Linked DNA regions of Mus musculus: region 1 is linked to region 2. Evidence: chromatin loops called from intact Hi-C (ENCODE). Cell type or tissue: left cerebral cortex. All regions are shown on one strand. Each heading gives the region's core, and the rest is flanking DNA. Links, peaks and the distances in the headings are about the cores only.

Region 1 (10,514 bases), core at 3,609-8,608, 83 kb after region 2:
CAGGGCTGAAAATTGCTGAACTATAATAAGAATGTAGTCAAAATTACCATTTTCAGACTGAGGGTATAAGAGGTCTAGTTCAAATACATATTTTGTTACTGACATACTAAGACAATGCAGAGAAAACAAGTCCCTCTTTTAAGTGATTAATGTATTTTTTAACTTTATTTTTGTCTAGGTTATACCTATATAATCCACCACTATGTTAAAACCTTAAAAATATCAGTTTACTTTGAAAAATATTTAACTGATATGTTCTTAAGATGTACTTTAAATTCTGTTTACTTAGAAATGAAATTCATCCTTTCGTCTTAGCTCCAAACTTTGTAACTCCTTCCATTTTGTTCCCTATTCTAAGGAGGAATGAAGTATCCACCTGTTTGTCTTCCTTCTTCTTGATTTTCTTGTGTTTTGCAAATTGTATCTTGGGTATTCTAAGTTTCTTGGCTAACATTCACTTATCAGTGAGTGCATATCAAGTGACTTCTTTTGTGATTGGGTTACCTCACTCAGGATGATATCCTCCAGATACCATTTGCCCAAGAATTTCAAAAATTCATTGTTTTTAATAGCTGAGTAGTACTCCATTGTGTAAATCTACCCTACCTGGGGATCCATCCCATAATCAGCCACCAAACGCAGACACTATTGCACATGCCAGCAAGATTTTGCTGAAAGGACCCTGATAGCTGTCTCTTGTGAGGCTATGCCAGTGCCTGGCAAATACAGAAGTGGATGCTCACAGCCATCTATAGGATGGAACACAGGGTCCCCAATGGAGGAGCTAGAGAAAGTACCCAAGGAGCTGAAGGGGTCTGCAACCCTATAGGTGGAACAACAATATGAACTAACCAGTACCCTCAGAGCTCCTGTCTCTAGCTGCATATGTATCAGAAGATGGCCTAGTTGGCCATCATTGGGAAGAGAGGCCCCTTGGTTTTGCAAACTTTATATGCCCCAGTACAGGGGAACGCTAGGGCCAAGAAGTGGGAGTGGGTGGGTAGGGGAGCAGGGCGGGGGGGGGGGAGGGTATAGGGGACTTTTGGGATAGCATTTGAAATGTAAATGTTAATAAAAAATGAAAATAAATAAAATAATTCACAATGGTGTGAACAAACAAACAAACAAAGAAAAAGAAATAAAGTTCAGAGAAAACTATCATAGTTTCTAATTGTCGAAGCTCCTATAACATGTATTAGAGTAGGACTGGAAAGCTATGCGATGTGCATGACACACAGGGTACTTTAGAGTCTCTATAGCTACAGTTCTCAACTTGTAGGTTGTGATTCCTTTGGGAGGGGGTCTAATGACCCTTTCATGGGGGGTCACCTAAGACCATCAGAAAACACAGGTATTTATGATTCATAACAGTAGCAAAATTAAAGTTATAAAGTAGCAATGAAAATAAGTTTATGGCTAGGGGGTCACTACAAGCTGAAGATCTGTGTTAGAGAGTCACAACATTAGCAAGGTTTGGAAGACTGCTTTGCAGTTATGCACCCATGATCTTTTGTTCACACAGACATCCCCTCTTCTTGATAGTGCAGGGATGCTGTCTTGCTATTCTCTGATATTCTTGGTGGTTAGCACAGGGCCTGATATCTGTTGAAACCTAACTTAACATGTTTTAATAAACAGATCAGTGAATAAGAACCAATACTCATTACATTTAAAAATATTCCCCAACTCAACAACTTGTCCAAATATGATAATGTGGTTTCATCTTGGTTTTGTCACCTGTGGATGTTTTAAAGACCAAAGCAGTGTTCCTAAAATTTCTAATGTCAACTAAAACCAGTTCTGTATAACTGTTTGGGCTGTATTCAATTTGCTTAATTCTCTAGATGGAGTCAGAAGAATCATAATACCGGGAGGAATATTCTTCTGCATAGTTTGTTCTGTGTCAAGTTTGACTCTAGTCACCCTCCCCTGTCTCCCTGCACTTGTGCATTCTCTTGGGTATTTCAACTTGCATTGGCAAGACAGCAAACAAAACGTACATTGCTGGTCTTGTTCTCATTATTTAGCTTGTGTTAAAGCTGCTAGAATTATTGAACTAGTGTTGAGAAGATTGTTCTGGACATTGAGTTTAGAAACAGAATTCTGACTGAAAGTTTAATTACTATGCTTTCTGGCTGTAGCTCCTACACTGTGCAGTAGAAATGTAAATGTGGGCGCATGGGGTGGGGAGGAACTTTACAGACTGTACATTCCCACAATCTTTTCTGTTAGCATAGATACTCTGCTTTTATTGAGGGGACAGTGAGGCTGTCTTGAGCTATTTAAATATGGGAGAGAGTCGTGTTCCACTTCATCATTAACAGGTAGTGATGATTCATTTTGCTCCATTTCTTCCCCAATTAGTTCCATATACATTTAAAAAATGTGTATGTGTAGTCTGCTGCATGTATGTCTGTGGGACACACATGTGAAGTGCCCACAAAGGCCAAAAGAGGGGCATCAAATACCCTAGAGCTGGAGTTACAATTGTTAGCTACTATGTGGATGCTATGAATCAAACCTGGGTCCTCTGGGAGAGCTGCCCGTGCTCTCAATAGCTGACTCACCTCTCCAGACTCCTTCAATAGATCTCTGATGTTTGGTTTTCCCAATAGGGGAGAATGTCTGGTTCATATCTAAGCAGTCAATTATACCCTTTGCTCATCAGATGAGACCTCTGCCCAGGGTACAAAATAGATTTTCCCTTCTCCTAAAATTTTTATTATATTTATTTGTGTGTGTGTATCTGTTTGTGAGCATGTGTGTGCTATGGCACAAGTGTAGAGGTCAAAGGACAAACGGTTCTTTGTCTCCACTGCTTGGGGCCCTGGGATTGAATATTTCACATTCTACAGAAACAGCATTAAATTGAAGAAATAATCACTTTGCCAAGCTCAGGTCCACATTATGACCCACTGCCCAAGTTTTCAGAGATAGTATTAACGTTTCTAGCACATTTGCAATATGTCAATTTGTAAACAACTCTAAATAAAGCACATTTCATCTTTAGAAACTAGAACTTATTTCAATTTGAAAATGTGGAGGATTTATATTGTGTATATTTTAAGTGAAGATCTTTTTTTCTTCACTAAATTGTTTGCCTGAAAAAATGTTCACATTCTCGATTTGACAAGTACCTTTATTTGAAATATGCTTGTATGTTCACATCCTATCTGAAAGGGGTAGGCTTTGAAATACTCACATAAATTGTCTCAGACATTAAGTAAGCTATATCTTTGTAAAGAAATCTTGATACAACTTTGGAAATAGTAAACGTGTTTTAGACTTAAATCTCAATGTTGCTCATGTGTAACGTGAAATATTTTAAATTACAGTGCTACATGTGTATTTGTTTCTGTTTTTCTTTTAAACTATATGGATGTATAAGAATGCTTGTGCTATAAGCATTAGGACTTGAGTTTGAATCCCCAGCCCCCATATAAAAGCCAGACTTGGTGCCTTTTACCCCAGCCCTGGGGAGATGGGGGATGGGGGATGGAGACAAGTAGATCCCAGGAGCTCCTTGGTCAGTCAGCCCAGTCAGACAGCAAGCTTCAGTTCAGCAAGAGACCCTGCTTTAAAGGAAAAAAGCAGAAAGCCATAGAAGACACCCAACATCCCCTTCTGGCTTTCGTATGTACACACATGGTGTCTGGAACCCCCACTCCACACACAAACTGACTACAGCCTTGCTCTGTAGCTCATGACCTTCCAGTCTCAGTCCTGAGACTACAGGTGGCACCATCATAGCGTAATCTGAAATTCTCAACAAATATAAAACTATAAATTTAGCCGGACGTGGTGGCGCACGCCTTTAATCCCAACACTGGGGAGGCAGAGGCAGGTGGATTTCTGAGTTCGAGGCCAGCCTGGTCTACAAAGTGAGTTCCAGGACAGCCAGGGCTATACAGAGAAACCCTGTTTCAAAAAACCAAAACCAAATCAAAACAAAACAAACAAAAAAAACCCAACCCCCCCGAAAAAACCAAAAAAAACCCAACAACAACAACAAAACAAAACAACAACAACAACAACAAAACCAAAAAAACCAAAACCTATAAGTTTACCATGTGCATATTTAGAAAATTCTGACAAATGAATTCACATTCTATTAAGTAGCATTATGACTTATGGTGTACAAAGTTGTTTAGTAGGCACTGAATTTTATTAAAGTGCAGTTCAAAGAGAGTCTTTAACATATACAGATGTGACTCAGGGTGATGTTTATCTGGAATTCTTTGTTCCATGTGCATTTTAACATCAGTTATGACAGAGTGTCCTTATAATTATAGTGGAATCCACTATTTCAGAAAAACCTGCTTAGCAGGCTATAACAATTACTCCTGCCTTTGGGAATATTTAATATTTGGTGGCAATAATGTTGCTGCCATGAGATTGGCATCGATTCTGTGAATGCCAGGAGCTTTAGGTGGACCTCATAATTCTTAATGCTTATATTTCGTAATTGTTTTATCTGGGTAATATGTGAGCGTGGCAAGCAATGGGCTAGGTGATGGGCGTAGCTCCCCCACATACATTAAGGTAGCTCTAAGTATCTGTATCACTTGCTTGTTTCATTAAATAATTTCTCATAAACTCCAGTGTGCGAAATTTTACTTATACTATTAAATCTTCAATGATAGATATATACATGTATGTATATATATATACACACATGTATATATATGTATATATGTATGTATATGTGTGTATATATATATACATATATATATATACATAAAATCTAAAAACATTTGATGAGAAATTTTGAAGAAAAATTATAAATTAAGAGAAGGCTGTAAGATATTGAGAATGTTATTGAGAAGATCTGGGAAATGGAGACAGGAAATAAATAACAAGTCAGGAGTTCCAACATGGTACAACTAAGAACTATGCAAGCTGCTTTCTGGTGGAACTGGAGGAGGATGGCAGCTACCCTAGCAGCTACTGGTGGAGCAGGCCTAGGGGTGGAGGGGCCATCACCCAAACTGGGAAAACCTGAAAGTCTAAAGAGAGATCCTTATCATGGCTGTGTGATTTAGCAGGGTGTGGCTCTGGGGGAGGAGCTACAGAGGATCTCCAGAACCACCACTGGGTCCCACATCACCAAGCTGATGGTTGGCAGGCTGACCACATCTTCTCTGGCTACTTAAGCTCAGCAGCTGACGTCATGCAGTAACGGATGTTTTCAGTTATCAGCTTGGTTTCCTCAGCATTGAATTGAAAGAACCTCCACTGGTATACACAGCAGCTAATTGCTTTATTTTTATTTCTGTGTTTTGGGTGTTTTGCCTGCACACCCGTTTATGCACCAAGTACATGTGGTGCCTGAAGGGGCTAGAAATGGGCATCTGAGTTTTGTGAGGCACCATGTGGGTGCTGAGGATCAAATCTTGGTTCTCTGGAAGAGCAGGTAGTGGCGTTAACCACTGACACGTCCCCTTTAAAGACTTGATGCCAGAGGTCATCATTACAGCTGCTACACTGGAGGCAGCAGGCAGGTACACTCAGTGGGGGTATGATAGCTTAGTAGTCCTTTGCCTTGGGAGGCTTGTGTCTTACTGTATAGCCCAAGATAGCCTAGAACTCAAGCTTTTCCTGCCTTGGCCTCCCAAACAGGCTACAGGGCCCAGCTAAGCATCAATGGCAGCACTGGAATTTATAGGAAAATGCTTTCAAAACTTTCAGTGAACACTGGTTTCAATTTAGAATTCTAGCTCTAGCTCTGGCAAATGCTATGAAAGGGTATGTCCCCATGACCCCTCCCCTCTGAACAGTCGTATGCTGCTGACACAGGAAGGACCCACTTACAAGCTTCTGGGCAGTAGGTGTTCTGCAGGTACCGAGGTCCATCCAGCAAACTCCCCAAGTATCTGTGAGTGCTTGGGAATGACCCATGAAAAATGGGAAAGCCACAGCCTAGACATTCTAGTCCTGCTTTGATTTCTCTCCAGAAATCTGCCTCGCTCTGAAAGAGATAATCCTAATGTATTACTGCCTTCTTGGGTTCTATCAGACATACTTGAGTCTATTTTATTTGTCTGCTAATTTATCTTTTGATGACACTTAAGTAACTCCAGAGGGAACAATTTTAAGTGCTCTCTCAGAGGACTATCTAGGGACCAGTAGCTGAATACATTTTACATGAGGAATGAGTCACTTTATGCAATAAGACCAAGTTCCTGGCTCCTGTCCTAGAATAACAGGATCATTTCATTAGTTTACTGGCTGGATGCTAACTTAAAATTTTTTTTTGTAGATTTAGAGACAGTATTTACAGAAACACTGTATTAAAGGACAGTGTCTAATGTACCTGAGATTTCCAAAATCTTCAAAATAGTAATTTATGTCTTAAAATGATAGTCCAAATTATATTTATTTTCTTAGGTCTTACCTATGAGATTCTTATGTAATTTACTGTCTATTTACTTTTTTTATTTTTTTTCTCTGAGACAAGGTCTCACTGTGTAACCCTGGGTGTCCTTGAACTCACAGAGATCCACCTGTCTCTGCCTCCTGAGTGCTGGGATTAAAGGCATGCGCCACCATGCCCAGCTGATTTACCTATACTTTAGAGACAGAGTCTTACTATGTAGCTCAATCTGGCTTGTACCTGTGTAGACCACACTGTCTTCAAACTTACAGTAGTCCTCCTGCCTTTACCTCCCCAGAGCTGGGACTACAGGCCTGAGCCATTACTCTTTGCTTGCCTTTTTAAAAATCCTTTTCCTATTGTGTAGGTTATACAAACTCAGAATAGATACTGATAGCCAAAAATAATCAAACACACTGCTGCATGTTTAGCATATAAGAGGAAAAAATAAAACCTAGCTGTCATCCTATTTATTTCTTTAATGTAAAATTTTGCTAGTGTTTTCAGGTGAGGTAGACCAGGACTTTATTGTCTTTTAATAACTTCTTGGTAATTGAAGTCATCGATGTCACACCCTTCTCCCTGACCCCCCTCCGTCCTGCCATTTTAAGTGGGGTAACTGAAGTGTTGTTGGCTTATATCTTTTCCTGGCATATGGCACCACCATAAACATGACAGAGACTGCAAGATCCACCACATCTTTTATAGCAATGACCATTAGTGATGGAAATATTTGCCCAGAGTTGAAAATTTGGCAACTCTTAATCTGAAGTATATAAAAAATTGGGTTCCCATTTTAGAAATGAAATCATTAAGAGCCAAAGAATCAGTTTACACAAAATCAAATAAGTAGATTTCAAACTCAGGGCAATCTGGTTCTAGTTCTCACCTCCTTCACCTGGTGGGGCCTCTCTATAAGCCTATCTCCAGTAGCTCCACAAATTAGGACAGTATTTCAAATGAAAACTGGAGTGAAAGTTTCTCCCTTGACATTTCTAATTTCTTACCTGACCTATGTTTACTTTGGAAGTGGCACCGTCTTACCTATTTATTAGTAACATGGGATTAAGTGTCCTCAGGAACACAGTGCTTCTTTTGTTTCTTAAGGGTGGTATTTGTGTTTTTTTTAAACACTGCCTTGTGATATATATATATATATATATATATATATAGTGTTTTAGGTCTAGATTAGAATTCACACACAAAAACCCAAACAGGAAGAAATATATGCTTTCAGATGGAAAATAAATTAAAAGATAATTTGATGAAACTGAAACCCTGCCTTATCTGATTGTAAGGCATTCATTCCTTAGCGGGTGCCTCATGTACTGGAGAGCCACCTATCCTGGAGAGCAGGTCCTTGGCAAGGGAACTGGGTTAGGTGTGTAACCACAGACGTTATGATTACACAGCAGAGATGGCTCCTGTGTCTTCACTGGTGTTGGTGTTGCAAGTCCCAAATCCAATGTGAGCAACAGAAGGGTTGGAGGGACCTATAGGAAGATGTGCTATTCAACAGGTTCCCCTACAGAAGGTCAGACCTGCTCAGAGCTGCAGGCTTTTAGGGTTAGTTATTACAGACATGAGAGATCTGGCAACAACGAGAGGGCATTAGTGGAGCCCTCTCTTAGTGGACAGTCCAGACTGTGTAGCACAGCAGTGATATGTCAATACATTTCAGGAAGGGAATATCTTAAAATCCAAATAAGCAGAAATAAACAGAAACATCAGGCAGAACTAAGAAAAGTATGGCATTCTTACTAATGCAATTAATGCTTCAGGTGTAATGGATGGTGATAACCTGAGGTGACTCTAAAGCTTTGAAGTTACGATGTTTTGTAATTTAAATGTAAATATCATTATATAAACTTGTGGACACAGAAGAGAATTGTTCAATACCTACAGGTCAGGGCTTAGAATCTGCATCTTTACACCAATAAATGCATTATTTGACTGATTGATTGATTTTTGAGACAGGTCTCACACCATACCCCAAGTTGGCCTGGAACTCACTTTGTAGCTCAGGGTGGCTGCTAACTGGTAACAATTCTGCAGCAGCCTCCCAAGCGCTGGGGTTACAGTCACTATGTCCAGACCGAGGCATTATCTTAAAGGAGATTTAACTCATTCATATAAAAATGAAACAGCCCAGGAGCAGGAGAGATGATTCAGTGGTTAAGAACACTAGCAACTCTTCCAGGATCTGGGTTCAACTCCTAGCGCTCACATGGTGGCTTACAACTGTAATTTCAGTTCAGAGGGATTCAATGTTCTCTTCTGGCCTCATCAGGCACACAACTGATGAACAGACAAGCCCCCCATACACATAAAATAAAAAGAAAACAAGAAACAAATAAAAGGAAAACAGATGTTTTCCCTAAGACACACAGATCTCAAATAGGTATTTGTATAGGTCACTGGAGAATACACATTTCAGAGAAGATTGACTAGGGAACAGAAAATTACAAGTAGCTCTGAAACCCATGGAGCACCTGAAAAGCTCTGCCATTCCCTTGAGAAAAATGGTTTTGTTGCATCTTTCAGCCAAATAAACCTAGGTTAAATATTAGATTCAGAGGGATGGAGGGAGAGATAGAGATGGAGAGAGAGAGAGAGAGAGAGAGAGAGAGCCCTCAAAATTCTTGGGACTCATTCCGTTACAGAGGAGGAGGGAGCACTGAAATCATCTAGTTTGTTCAATATGGAAGCAATGAGACTGTTGGCGGCCTCTAAAGCGGCAGAGTCTGGAGAGCCAGGACCTTTGCTGCATGGGACATCTCTTGTTCAGTCTTCCTTTGTTATTTCATAATTGCAGGATATTAGGTCTTAGAGGTTAACGTTCCCAGGTTAAGCTTACTGTGAGTGCTAAAGGGTGCCATCCAGTTAGCCAACCTTATTATGTACGTAGTTTAACGGCATTCATCTTGAAGTGATTCCAGGATATATAGAGTATAAAATACGCAAAATAATTGCCCAAGAGCTCCACTTTCATGACACATACCATTTTTATACAACAAAAGCAGCTTGGCAGATTATTCATTTCTTCTGAATGGTTTATTCAAAGTTAAAAATAAGTTGAGAAGGGAACATTTTATTGTAGCAATCTTTAATTATCATAGCCATTTCCATTTTCAGAGGCAAGGGCAAGGGAACACTGCTACCCTGTCACTTGTCACCCAAAAAACGCTGCTTGGTACTTCGGCTTTGGCTGAAGTTAGTAACCCTAGTTAAAGATGTGATTTCTATTTTAAGTCCTCTTTACCACTTGAAGTTATTTTTAGAGTTAAAATAATAGTAATATCTTTAAAAATCCAGTCTATTATTAATTCCAAGCTCACAATCACTCTTTACTATTGTAAAGTAGGACAGTTAGCATTATTTACCCTTAACAATGGGAAGCTTAGGGCAGAAAAAGAACTTAAGTGAACTTCTAAAATTCACAGCTATTTGCTGTAATATTTAGGAATAAATTTTAGGTCCTTTGTCTGCCAACTAAGCTTCTGTGTCTTCTAGAAGGAACATTGTGTGTGTGTGTGTGTGTGTGTGTGTGTGTGTGTGTGTGTGTGTGTTTTAACATTAAAAACTGACCTAACCTGGTACTTTGTATTACTCTACTGTCTCATATACATGATGATTTTGCCTTTTGATTATAAGTACCATTTATTTATTTATTTTACAACATCCACACAGTTCCCTGAACACAGTAAGACAGCACTCAATAAATGATTTTAAGAGTTAGGGACATGGGGATTGCTGTCATAGGTTGGCTAGCTGAGGCAGGACAATGAAGAATTACATATAATTCATTCAGTTCTCTCTCATTTAAAGGCTCCTAGTCAAATTAGCAGATACTAGTGGGGAGGCCTCTATCCACTTTATATTCTCATCACTGGTTCTTAACTCAAAATGTTAACTCAACAATCTACTTCCTTATTAAAGACATAAAGATGGAGTATTTTAAAATTTAAGGTGTAGTTGACAAAATATCTGTATTTATAGTATATCACATGATGTCTTAATACATGTATATAGTGAAACTCAGTTAAATCCAGATGCAATAGTTTCATAGGAGAGAAACATTTTTCATTTTTAGAATTACATTAAATTTCTTGAATGGTTAATTTAATACATCAACTTCACT
Region 2 (10,514 bases), core at 2,359-7,358:
AGGTCCAGTAAGCACTTCACTGTATCTTCAGCTGAGGGTTCAGTACGCTTTATTGAAGGTAAGAAACACATTAAAGCTTTTACAAAGTATTATCTCCATTCTGGTCCATTGGGTGGCTTTCTTACCCAGCCCAGGCCTACCAGCCTGGGGATGTCACTGTCCACAAGGGTGTGAGCCATCCTATATTAATTAGCAATTAAGAAAAGAACACACAGGCTAATCTAATCTGGCTAGCTCTTCAGTTGAGGTCCCTTCTTCCCAGGTGACTCTATGGGAGGTATGTGGGAATACTTTTAAATTGTAACCATTTTCAGTATGTTTGTACAGTCCCCTCTGATGATGAGGACATTGCTTGGATGCTCTCTGTAGTGATGGGCCCTCTAATTTGCCCTCAGGAGAACCCTGTGAGGTAGGTATAATTATGCTGGTGTACAAGTGCAGGGGCAGGTTTGGAAGTCATTCAATAGGCTGGGTGACTGACACATCACTGAAGCTGAAACTCTCTAGGCCACTCAGTGGCTCCCACAGCCTGCAACCACTGCTCTAAGCAAACCCCTGATGGGAATTTAGACCTGTGCAATACGATACTCTACCACTTTAAACTGTCTTGGGTAGTTCTGTGCTGAGCTATTCCCCCATTCTGTTGGCTGCCCTCTCTCCTTTTTGAAGATCTATTTATCATTTATGTAGTGTTCTGCCTGTACGTATGCCTGCAGGCCAGAGGAGGGCACTAGATCTCATTATAGATGGGTATGAGCCATCATGTAGTTGCTGGGAATTGAACTCAGGACCTCTGGAAGAGCAGCCACTGCTCTCAACCTCTGAGCCATTTCTCCAGGCCCCTGTTGGCTTCCTTTTGATGTTTAAATCTACATTCTGGAGTTGTATGGGAAGGTCAGTCAGTAAACTTGGTTTTAAGCATAGTTTTCACATCTGGAATGAGAGCCACCCTGCCCAGGGAGGGCAGCATCCTCACCACACCCAGTTTAGGATGGAGCAGCTCTGAAGATCACAAAGTTTGTATTCTGGTTTACAGTTTTCAGCCTTTTTTGCTTCACTCTTGATTCATTTGAAGTTCAAATTTGTTCAGATTTTTTCTTTTTCTTTTTCGAGATAGGGTTTCTCTGTATAGTCCTGGCTGTCCTGGAACTCACTCTGTAGACCAGGCTGGCCTCAAACTCAGAAATCCGCCTGCCTCTGCCACCCAAGTGCTGGGTCTAAAGGCGTGTGCCACCACTGCCCAGTGCTTGTTCAGTTTTTAAAGTCAGTAAATGACACACAAGCTCGGAACTGAAAGAGTCATTCATTCATTCATTCATTCATTCAGTCAGTCAGTCAGTGGCCAGTGATGTGCTGCTTTGTGTTGCCGTCCAGTCTATAGAGATGACCCTGCTTGACCCCTGACCAAATCTACAGATGGAAAGATGATGTAATGTGGAAATAAAAAGGAACTATGAGGACTGGAGAGATGCTCAGCAGTTAAGAGCACTGACTGCTCTTTGAAAAGTCCTGAGTTCAATTCCCGGCAGCCACATAGTGGCTCACAACCATCCGTAATGAGATCTGATGCCCTCTTCTAGGGTGTCTGAGGACAGCTACAGTGTACCTACATTAAATAAATAAATAAATAAATAAATAAATCTTTTTTTTTAAAAGGAACTATGATCAATGCAGGCAGAGGCCACTGGAGCAGAGCAGGGTGTACCTGCATTTCCAGCATGACCTAGAATGTGAACTTTAGTCACCTATACCCTTTGGCCACAGGCACTGGAACAACCAGGACACTGAACAGGTTCGTTGTACTCAGGGGCTGTGAAGCTTATCAAGAAACCATTTCCTGGGGCTGGAAGGATGGCTCAGTAGTCAAGAGCACTTGCTACTCTTGCCAAGAACCGGAGTTTGATTCCCATCACCAGCATGGTGGCTCACAGCTGCCTGGGACTGCAGCTTCAGTGGATCCAAAGCCCTCTTCTGATGTCAAAGGGCACCAGACATATGCACAGGTCACACACACACACACACACACACACACACACACACACACACACACACACACAGCACATATTTAGGTGATACACACATACAGGTATCCATATATGCAGACAAAATACCCATATACACACAAAAAAATAAATCTAATTTTTTATTGAAAGTTTGTTCCATGAACATTTCTCTCCCAAGCACGTTTGTCCATTCACCTTTTACTAGCCACATAGCTCTTTTCTTCCCATATGAGTGCCCATCCTCCCCACCTTCCTTAGAACATGGATTCAGAGCTATTATAATCTACCTCTCAACTTGCAGTTCCTAATACACTTAAGAAAAACCCTCTTCTGAGTTAGTATCGACTGAACTACAAAGGCAGCTCTAACATCTATTGATCAGAGTTGGGGATCCAGCCTACCTGGGGAGCTATCAATGGTGCCCCAGAGGAGGAAACATCTTGGCTAAATCCTACAGGATGAGTCACAATGTCAGTGTGTTGATGGGTGAGCAACTGTAGAGGAAGTACCCAGAGGGACAGAGCCTCAACATAGGCAGGACTCAGATAGGGCATGGAGTGTGCTGGGGACAGGAGTAAGTAGAAAATACCATCTCGTGCTTCTGGAAACAGAGGAAGGTGACTGGGAGGGGACAGGAGGCCACCAAGAGCTCGTATATAGATGCTCAACTTCTTCTGGAGATTTGTGGCAGGAGCACAATGCAGGCCTAGAGAACATCCTGTTTATGGAGGTGAAGTCAAGCCGGAAGATGAAAAGCTAAAAGGACCGATTTCAACGGAGAAGTCAGTGATGTCACAGGGGCTGGAGAGATGGCTCAGTGGTTAAGAGCACTGATTACTCTTCCAGAGGTCCTGAGTTCAATTCCCAGAAACCACATGGTGGCTCACAACCATCTGTAATGGGATCCGGCGCCCCTTTCTGGTGTGTCTGAAGTCAGCAATAGTGTACTCATATACATAAAACGAATAAAAAGAAAGAGAAAGAAGGTGGACCAAAGGTGTTCAGAGCATGAGGGACAGGATCTGGAGGAGCATGTGCAAGGGGCACGAGGGACCAACAGGCAGTGGGAACCAGGAATTGAGAATTATCTGAAGAATGGTCTGTACAGACAGACAGGTGGCCCAGTAGGACTGAGGAAATTCTATCAGGTTTCGGAGAAAAAAGACCTTGGAGAGCTCAGATTTCTGTAGGAAGATGGAAACAGGTGGGCAGGTCAAAATAGACTGCCAGTCCCTGAATAGAAAATACTTAAAGTGGAAAAAGAGGAGGGAAGAGGAATGGGGAGGGCAGAGGGCGGAGGGCAGGGGGAAAGCTTTCTATATACGTTTGGTCAAGTCTGAGCATGTGAAAGACCATGCTGGAGAGAGGGAAAGACTGAGCAGAAGCAAGATTGGTCAGACAAAACGCCCAGGCTGCAGTTGGTGGCCCTGAGCTGAGCCAGGATGGCCCAGGGCACACCACACAGGAGGGGAGTGGGCAGGCCTACAGGATGCTCGTGACTCTTTCAGGTGTTGAGCTGAGTGTGAGGGAGGGAGGTGGCACAGACACCAGCCAGGGCATGTGAGAGGAAGGTGAGATTGAGGTGGCTCTGGGTGTAGATAAGAGAGGAACCAAGGCAGCCAGGCTAGGAACTGCAATCCAGATCCCTTGTAGCTGTGTGTATTCCTCTTGCAGGCCGTTCTGGGTGTGGAGGCAGAGACAGAAGCCTGCAGGGTTAGCTTGTACTCATGGTCACATGATAAGCAAGACACAAAGATAAGAAATATTACCAAACTTGTGGTATCCTTGCTCCTGACAGGCAGTGTTCTAAATCTTTTGTCTTTTCTTTTCTTCAAACAGATCTTACATAACCCATGTTGGGCTTGAATTCAAATTCCCTATGCAGTTGTGGATGGCCTTGATCTCCTCATCTTCCATCTCTGCCTCCTAAATGCTTGGATTATAGGCATGGACCACCACTACCACACATGACTCATGATTTTACACACACACACACACACACACACACACACACACAATCTTTATGTGTATGGGTGTTTGATGTGTGTGCCTGGTGCTTATGGAGGTCAGTAGGGTGTACTGAATCCCTTGAAAATGGAACTATGGATGGTTGTGAGTCACCATGTGGATGCTGGGAAATGAACCCAGGTCGTCTGTCAGAGCAATCAGTGCTCTTCAATGCTGAGCCACCTCTTCTTTCCTGATTCTAAATATTTTAAACAAATACCCATTTAGTTTATAGAGGAATGGATACAGAAAATGTGGTACACTTACACAATGGAGTACTACTCAGCTATTAAAAACAATGAATTCATGAAATTCTTAGGCAAATGGATGGAACTAGAAAATATCATCCTGAGGGAGGTAACTCAATCACAAAAGAACACACATGTTTTGTACTCACTGATAAGTGGATATTAGCCCAGAAGCTTGGAATACCCCAGATACAATTCACAGTCCACCTGAAGCTCAAGAAGAAAGAAGACCAAAGTGTGGATACTTCGGTCCTTCTTAGAAGGGGGAACAAAATACCCATGGGAGAAGATATAAAGTGCTGAGCAGAGACCAAAGCAAAGGCCATCCAGAGACTGCCCCACCTGGGGATCCATCCTACATACAGTCACCAAACCCAGACACTATTGTGGATGCCATCAAGTGTTTGCTGACATGAGCCTGCTATAGCTGTCTTTTGAGAGGCTCTGCCAGTGCCTGACAAATATAGAGGAGGATGCTTGCAGCCATCTATTGGACTGAGCACAGGGTCCCCAATGGAGGAGCTAGAGAAAAGACTGAAGGACCTGAAAGGGTTTGCAGCCCCATAGGAGGAACAGCAATATGAACCAACCAGTACCCCCAGAGCTCCCAGGGACTAAACCACCAACTAAAGAGTCCATATGGAGAGACTCATGGCTCCAGCTGCATATGTAGCAGAGGATGGACATCAGTGGGAAGAAAGGCCCTTGGTCCTGTGAAGGCTCGATGCCCCAGTGTAGGGGAATGCTAGGACCAGGAAGAAGGAGTGGGTAGGTTGGTGAGCAGGGGGAGGGAGGATGGGATAGGGGGTTTTCAGAGGGGGAAACCAGGAAAGGGGATAACATTTGAAATGTAAATAAAGAAAATATCTTTAAAAAAAAAAGAAGAAGGACTAGTTAGAACTAGTATTATAGACTTGTTAGTATTAAGGATTAGTTAGTATTACACCATTTTTTTACGCATTAAGACATCAAGGCACGGGGCTGGTGAGATGGCTCACGGACTGCTCTTCCAAAGGTCCTGAGTTTAAATCCCAGCAACCACATGGTGGCTCACAACCATACATAATGAGATCTGGTGCCCTCTTCTGGCGACAGAAGAGAGCTACAGTGTGCTTATTTATAATAATAAATAAATCTTTGGGCTGGAGCAAGCAGGGACTGAGAAAAAGGGGGCCGACTGGAACGAGCAGAGGTCCTAAATTCAATTCCCAACAACCACATGAAGGCTTACAACCATCTATACAGCTACAGTGTACTCATATACATAAAATAAACAAATACATCTTTAAAAAAAAAAAAGTCATTGAGGCACAGAGAAATCAAGAATCTGTCCCCAGGCACCCAACTCCTGAGTGTCATAGTCCTAGTTCAGGCTGTTGGGCCCAAGACCTGTCACACTGTGCCTGGCACTGGCCTCCTTCATTTTCCTTCAGCAGGTCAAGGTATCTGCTTCAGTCCCCATCCAATGAAATGGCAAGAACTCAGTCTCAAACGGTGTATTCCCCTCCCCCATAATTCCTGTGAATGCCTGCAGCCTTTCTTCATGGTTATGGCTATACCCAAGACACTGGTGTGATAGGGCGTGTGAGTTTGGGGTGAGGGGATGTGTGCACACTGAGTACACATGGAACACTGAGATGTCCCTGTCCTTGAAGCTTCAGTCATGGTCCCTGTGTGTCACAGTGCTCTTTGGCCCTAACCTCCAAGTGGCTGCATCCTGACAGAAAGTTCAGCTTCCTGCTTCCCTCTTGGATACCTTGTCAACATTTCTCCCTTCCCCCTCAGGATTCTATAAATTTTAACCCTTTGTGTCTATTTCTGTTCATGGGCATACCTGCTTTCCTGGCCAATATCTGGTTAGAGTTGTGTTTCACCTTTGACCTGGAGCTGGGATAGGCTTTGGTTTATGCCACCAAGGGATCTGGGGCTTCTGGGCCACTGTGTGCCACTGGGATTAAAGTAAAAGCCTTCAGGTGCACTATCAGCCCAACTAGGCCATCCTTGGCTACTGTACAGACTGCCACTGACTTGGCTCCTAGGGGTGTGGGAAGGCCCTGATGTTCCTATGCTCCTGGGCAGTGTGGTCTGAGAAGGAAGGCTCAGGCTGGAGAGCTCTCATGTGAGCATATCTGGGAGTGGGCATTCAACAAGGCCAGTCAGACCCCAGAGCTTTCAGGGAACATGGCTTGAGCTGAGACTAGGCCATCATCTCCACAGGACTGAGTGAGCCCTGGAGGGTCAATCAGGGTCAGTGCTGGCAACCAAGAGGACAGAGTACCACCTAGTAGTAATACAGCCAAGGCCTGTATTTCATACTGGGAGAATGTTCTAGAATCTCACATGCATTGAAGACCTGGTGAGAGCCACCCTAGTCTTAGAATACCTTCATTGTGTGCCAAATGGTGGTGGTACACACCTTTAATACCAGCACTTGGGAAGCAGAGGCAGATGGATCTCTGAATTCAAGGCCTGATCTATAGAGCAAGTTCCAGAACAGGCAGGGCTACACAGAGAAACTGTCTTGGAAAAAAAAAAAAAAACCAAACCAAACTTTCACTGCAGTGAAAGTTATATCCACTCAGAGGTACCAATTAGGGATGGGCTATTTATGCAATAAAGTGTGTTGAATTGTAGCCACCACCCTAGCCCTGCTGTGCACACCCTGCCTCAGTTTCTGTAGCTGCTCTGGCGTGGGAAGGTGTGGTGGGGGCAGGGCTTCCGCTGCTCTGGCTCTGAGTAAGGTGGTTCTGAGCACCCAGGAACATGGAGACTCCCCACATCCAGGCTCCTCACAGCTCACCTCTGCCCCAGTGCGTCTGATTCTGTAAAGTCAGACTTTCATCCCCTGCTTCTTTAGAAAAAAAAAAAAATCCTGATGGGCCTCAGGAACACAAATCTGATAAAATCACTATCATGGACTCATGATTTACTTTTTATTATTTTGCTACTACAAGCATGGCTCTACCAAAATAGCTACCTGCCTTGTGTTAAAAGTAAGGTAAGAATATTGCATCTTGGCCTTTTGGCCAAGGCCAAGTAAAAAAAGAATTCAGGGGCTTAGGTAGTAGAGCCTGCTGCATAAGCTTGAGGAGCCAAGTTTGGTCCCCTCCCCCATCGGCCATGTGAAAAGCTGGGTATAGTGGTCCATGTCTATAATCCTTTTTCAGGAGATACGAGGTGGGAGAGGTAGGTGGGTATCCAGAAACTAGTCAGTCACTATGCTATTCCAGTCTCCTCCCCTTGACTCTGCAACATCAGGCACATACCATATCCTTCTAACTCTTCCAGCAGGGCTAAGTACACAGCATTGCACATCTCCGATCCTTCAGTTAGTTAGTGCTGATCCAACAAGACAGAGTTCATATTAACAAAGATCAGGGGAAACATACCTCATCTGTGAAGGAGGTAACTGAGTCCCAGAGTCCTCGGGAGACTGGGATATTAGACCACTGGCTTGTGACTGCATCCTAGAGTGGATAGGGAGAGACCCTAATTAGCTACCCTCTGAAGGCCCTTCAGCTGTGGTTGTTTGGAGCGTGGCTTTTCCCAGCAGGCTTGCTTGGGGCCTTTGGGGTTTGAGCTATGTCATGGGTCAGGAACTGAGGCTTTCCCTGGAGGCACAAACTTGGCCTTCAGTTTGGAGGGGATTAAATCACCACTTCACTGGTGGGTGGGCTCTGGGCACAGTCTGAGTGCTTAAGAGGCAGCAAGAAGCTTGAGGCTCTCAGCAGGGAGCCTAGACAGTCTTTCAGATGCTCTGGATATGAGCTCAGGCACTCCAGACACGTGACACCATCTGTGTGCCATGACACCTCAGGGACAATGTGCCAGGATAGATAGTGAGGCAGCAGCAGACTACCAAGTGAGCTGCTTCAGGACTTGGGCAAGGGTTGCAGGATCTCTAGCCTATTAAAGCCTGACTGAGGGCTTTGTTTGTAAAAAGAAAGATGGTGGCCAAGTGGAAGTAAAGACTAGGTCAAGATTGCAAGAACTCCTACTCACCTGCCCTTGTTGGTCATTTGGAGATTTCTGCCAAGATGGGGGCTCATGGAGTTGATTCCATCTGGCCTGAGAACCTGTACCCTGGAGCCAGACCTGGTGGCAAAGGACTGCAATCCCACTGTCTTAGTTAGGATTCTCTAGAGTCACAGAACTTATAGAATGTCTCTATATACCAAGGGGATATATTGCTATGACTTACAGTCTATAGCCCAATTAACCCAACAATGGGCAGCTGTGCATGGGAAGTCCAAGAATCTAGTAGTTGCTCTGTCCCACGAGGGTAGTTGTTTCAGCTGGTCTTCTGGATAAGCTGAAATCCTGAAGAAGTGGGTTTCAGCAGATGTACTGGCAAGTGAGTGCGAGCAGGTAAAGAAGAGTGTGTCTTCCTTCTTCCGATGTCTTTATGTAGGCCTCCAGCAGATGTGGCCTAGATTAAAGGTGGGCACCACCATGACTGGATTTGGAACTTGTTCTGTCCCAGGCTGGCCTTGAACTCAGAGGTCTGCTTGCCTCCGTCTCCTGGGATTAAAGGCGTGTATGTACTACCCTGTCTGTGCCCAAGCTTTTCCTGGCCACTGTGCTTCAAGATCTGGATCCCAGGTGTGCCCTCCATTTCTGGATTGTAGTACATTCCAGATGTAGTCAAGTTGACAACCAAGAATAGCCACCACACTCAGCTACAGACCACATTTGAGGCAAGAGCATTAAGTCAGGTCTGACTGGGCTACTGAGTCAGTTCAAGGTGAGCCTGGGTAACTTGATGAGACCTTGTCATAAAATACAAAGCAGACGGGGATAAAGCTATTGCTCAGTGGTAGCATGCTCACCTAGCATTACAAAGCCCTGAGAATTGCCATAAACAAACAAACGATGAATACCTGTACACAGGAAGCAGGTGGGAGAGGAGGGGACAGCTCCAGATTCTGTCTTTCTGAGCATGGTATTTCAAGTATTAACTGGGTTCTTCTGGGACCTTTGTTCCTTAGGAAGCCCAAGGGGGAACCGGGTATCTCCTGTCCCAGCACTCTTCTGCTGGGATAAACAACACTCCCTTTCATATTTTCAGTTTAGTGTAAGCTTGTGTGTCCATCCTGTATTCTGTTTAATTGTGCTAAGATTTCAAGTTTCCTTGTGGATCCTCAGCCTGGGCTCTGCCTAAGTGAAACCCAACTGTATCTGATGGGATTCTCTGTCATGTCCAGCCCACCCTATAGTGAGAATAAGCATCCAGAGAGTCAGTGTGGGAGGCCAGGACACACTCAGGGATGTCACAGGGACCTGCTATGCTTTTTATTTTTATTTATTTATTTTTTTGGTAAAATTTATTTTTGTTAAATCAGACAGTAATACATTTTCAGTAACATTTGAATTGCTTAATATTTGGGCTTCTTGAACTTTTTTTTCCCATTTTTTATTAGGTATTTAGCTCATTTACATTTCCAATGCTATACCAAAAGTCCCCCATACCCACCCACCCCCACTCCCCTACCCACCCACTCCCCCTTTTTGGCCCTGGTATGCTTTTTCTAACACTCAGAATCACCAACCTGCTCTAGGCACTCCTTCAGTTTACTTAAGCACGTGGGCTCCATGAGAGACACTGGGAGATCAGAAGCCAAGCTAGGACCTTGCCCTCTGGTGTCTTAGATGCTGGAGAGATCACCCCAGTCGCTGTGACACAGCTCCCGAGGGTACGGATTCAGCTGCGTCTACACTAATCTCCTGCCTCAAGACCAACTCTGCTTACGAGGAGCAAGGTGGCACTGGCTAAGTGGCCTAAATTCCCTGCTCTTTAGTGTGCTTGCCTGTCAGGAATGACAGGAGAGCCATGTGTCATGGGCCTGCTGTGTGTCAGTTGCTTCACAGTTATCACAGTGAACTCTCATAGAGCAGCCAGAGGCCACCACCGAATGGAAGGTTTGAAGCCCAGAGAAGCAAAGAGCTTGCTTGGCTTACCCTACTTTCACACACGGAGAAAGGCAGAGTAAGCTACTATGTCATTAAAGCTTGGCTTCTAAGTCCCGGTTTCTCCATCCCTGGATTCTGCCTCCAGAGCCCCATTGCAAATGTAATGAGATTTCTTTTTTTCATGTCAAATGCCTGGAACCAAGCCTGCATCCCTGTAGTGTGGCCCCAGGGAGCCATCTCCTGTCTTCTTTCTCCCTCACATCTCCCTGCTACCTCACATTACCTCCCAGATGAAGCATAGACACCCATTTCCCCTTTGTAGTAATTATTACGTGTGCCAGCCTGT

The links. Hi-C counts contacts between places; a loop is a spot of excess contacts. Peaks named below come from ENCODE experiments on the same cell type or tissue, not always from the same donor. Only the 100,000 strongest peaks of a DNase experiment are listed, where the experiment ranks them.
Region 1: it touches region 2 in a loop (1.8-fold over the local background); 2 of 42 quality-filtered maps call a loop at or near these places.

What each region holds. Positions count from the first base shown.
Region 1 is chr12:24,817,986-24,828,499 of GRCm38, forward strand. All of the region lies in intron 1 of 2900060N12Rik (RIKEN cDNA 2900060N12 gene), which reads right to left. Among named protein-coding and RNA genes, the nearest start is that of 2900060N12Rik, 8.1 kb to the right of the region's middle. In left cerebral cortex, for the core only: no CTCF peak of the experiment used is centred there; a DNase peak (open chromatin) is centred at 6,162.
Region 2 is chr12:24,736,442-24,746,955 of GRCm38, forward strand. No RefSeq gene overlaps it. Among named protein-coding and RNA genes, the nearest start is that of Rrm2, 33 kb to the left of the region's middle. In left cerebral cortex, for the core only: a CTCF peak has its summit at 5,349 (motif pointing left); no DNase peak of the experiment used is centred there.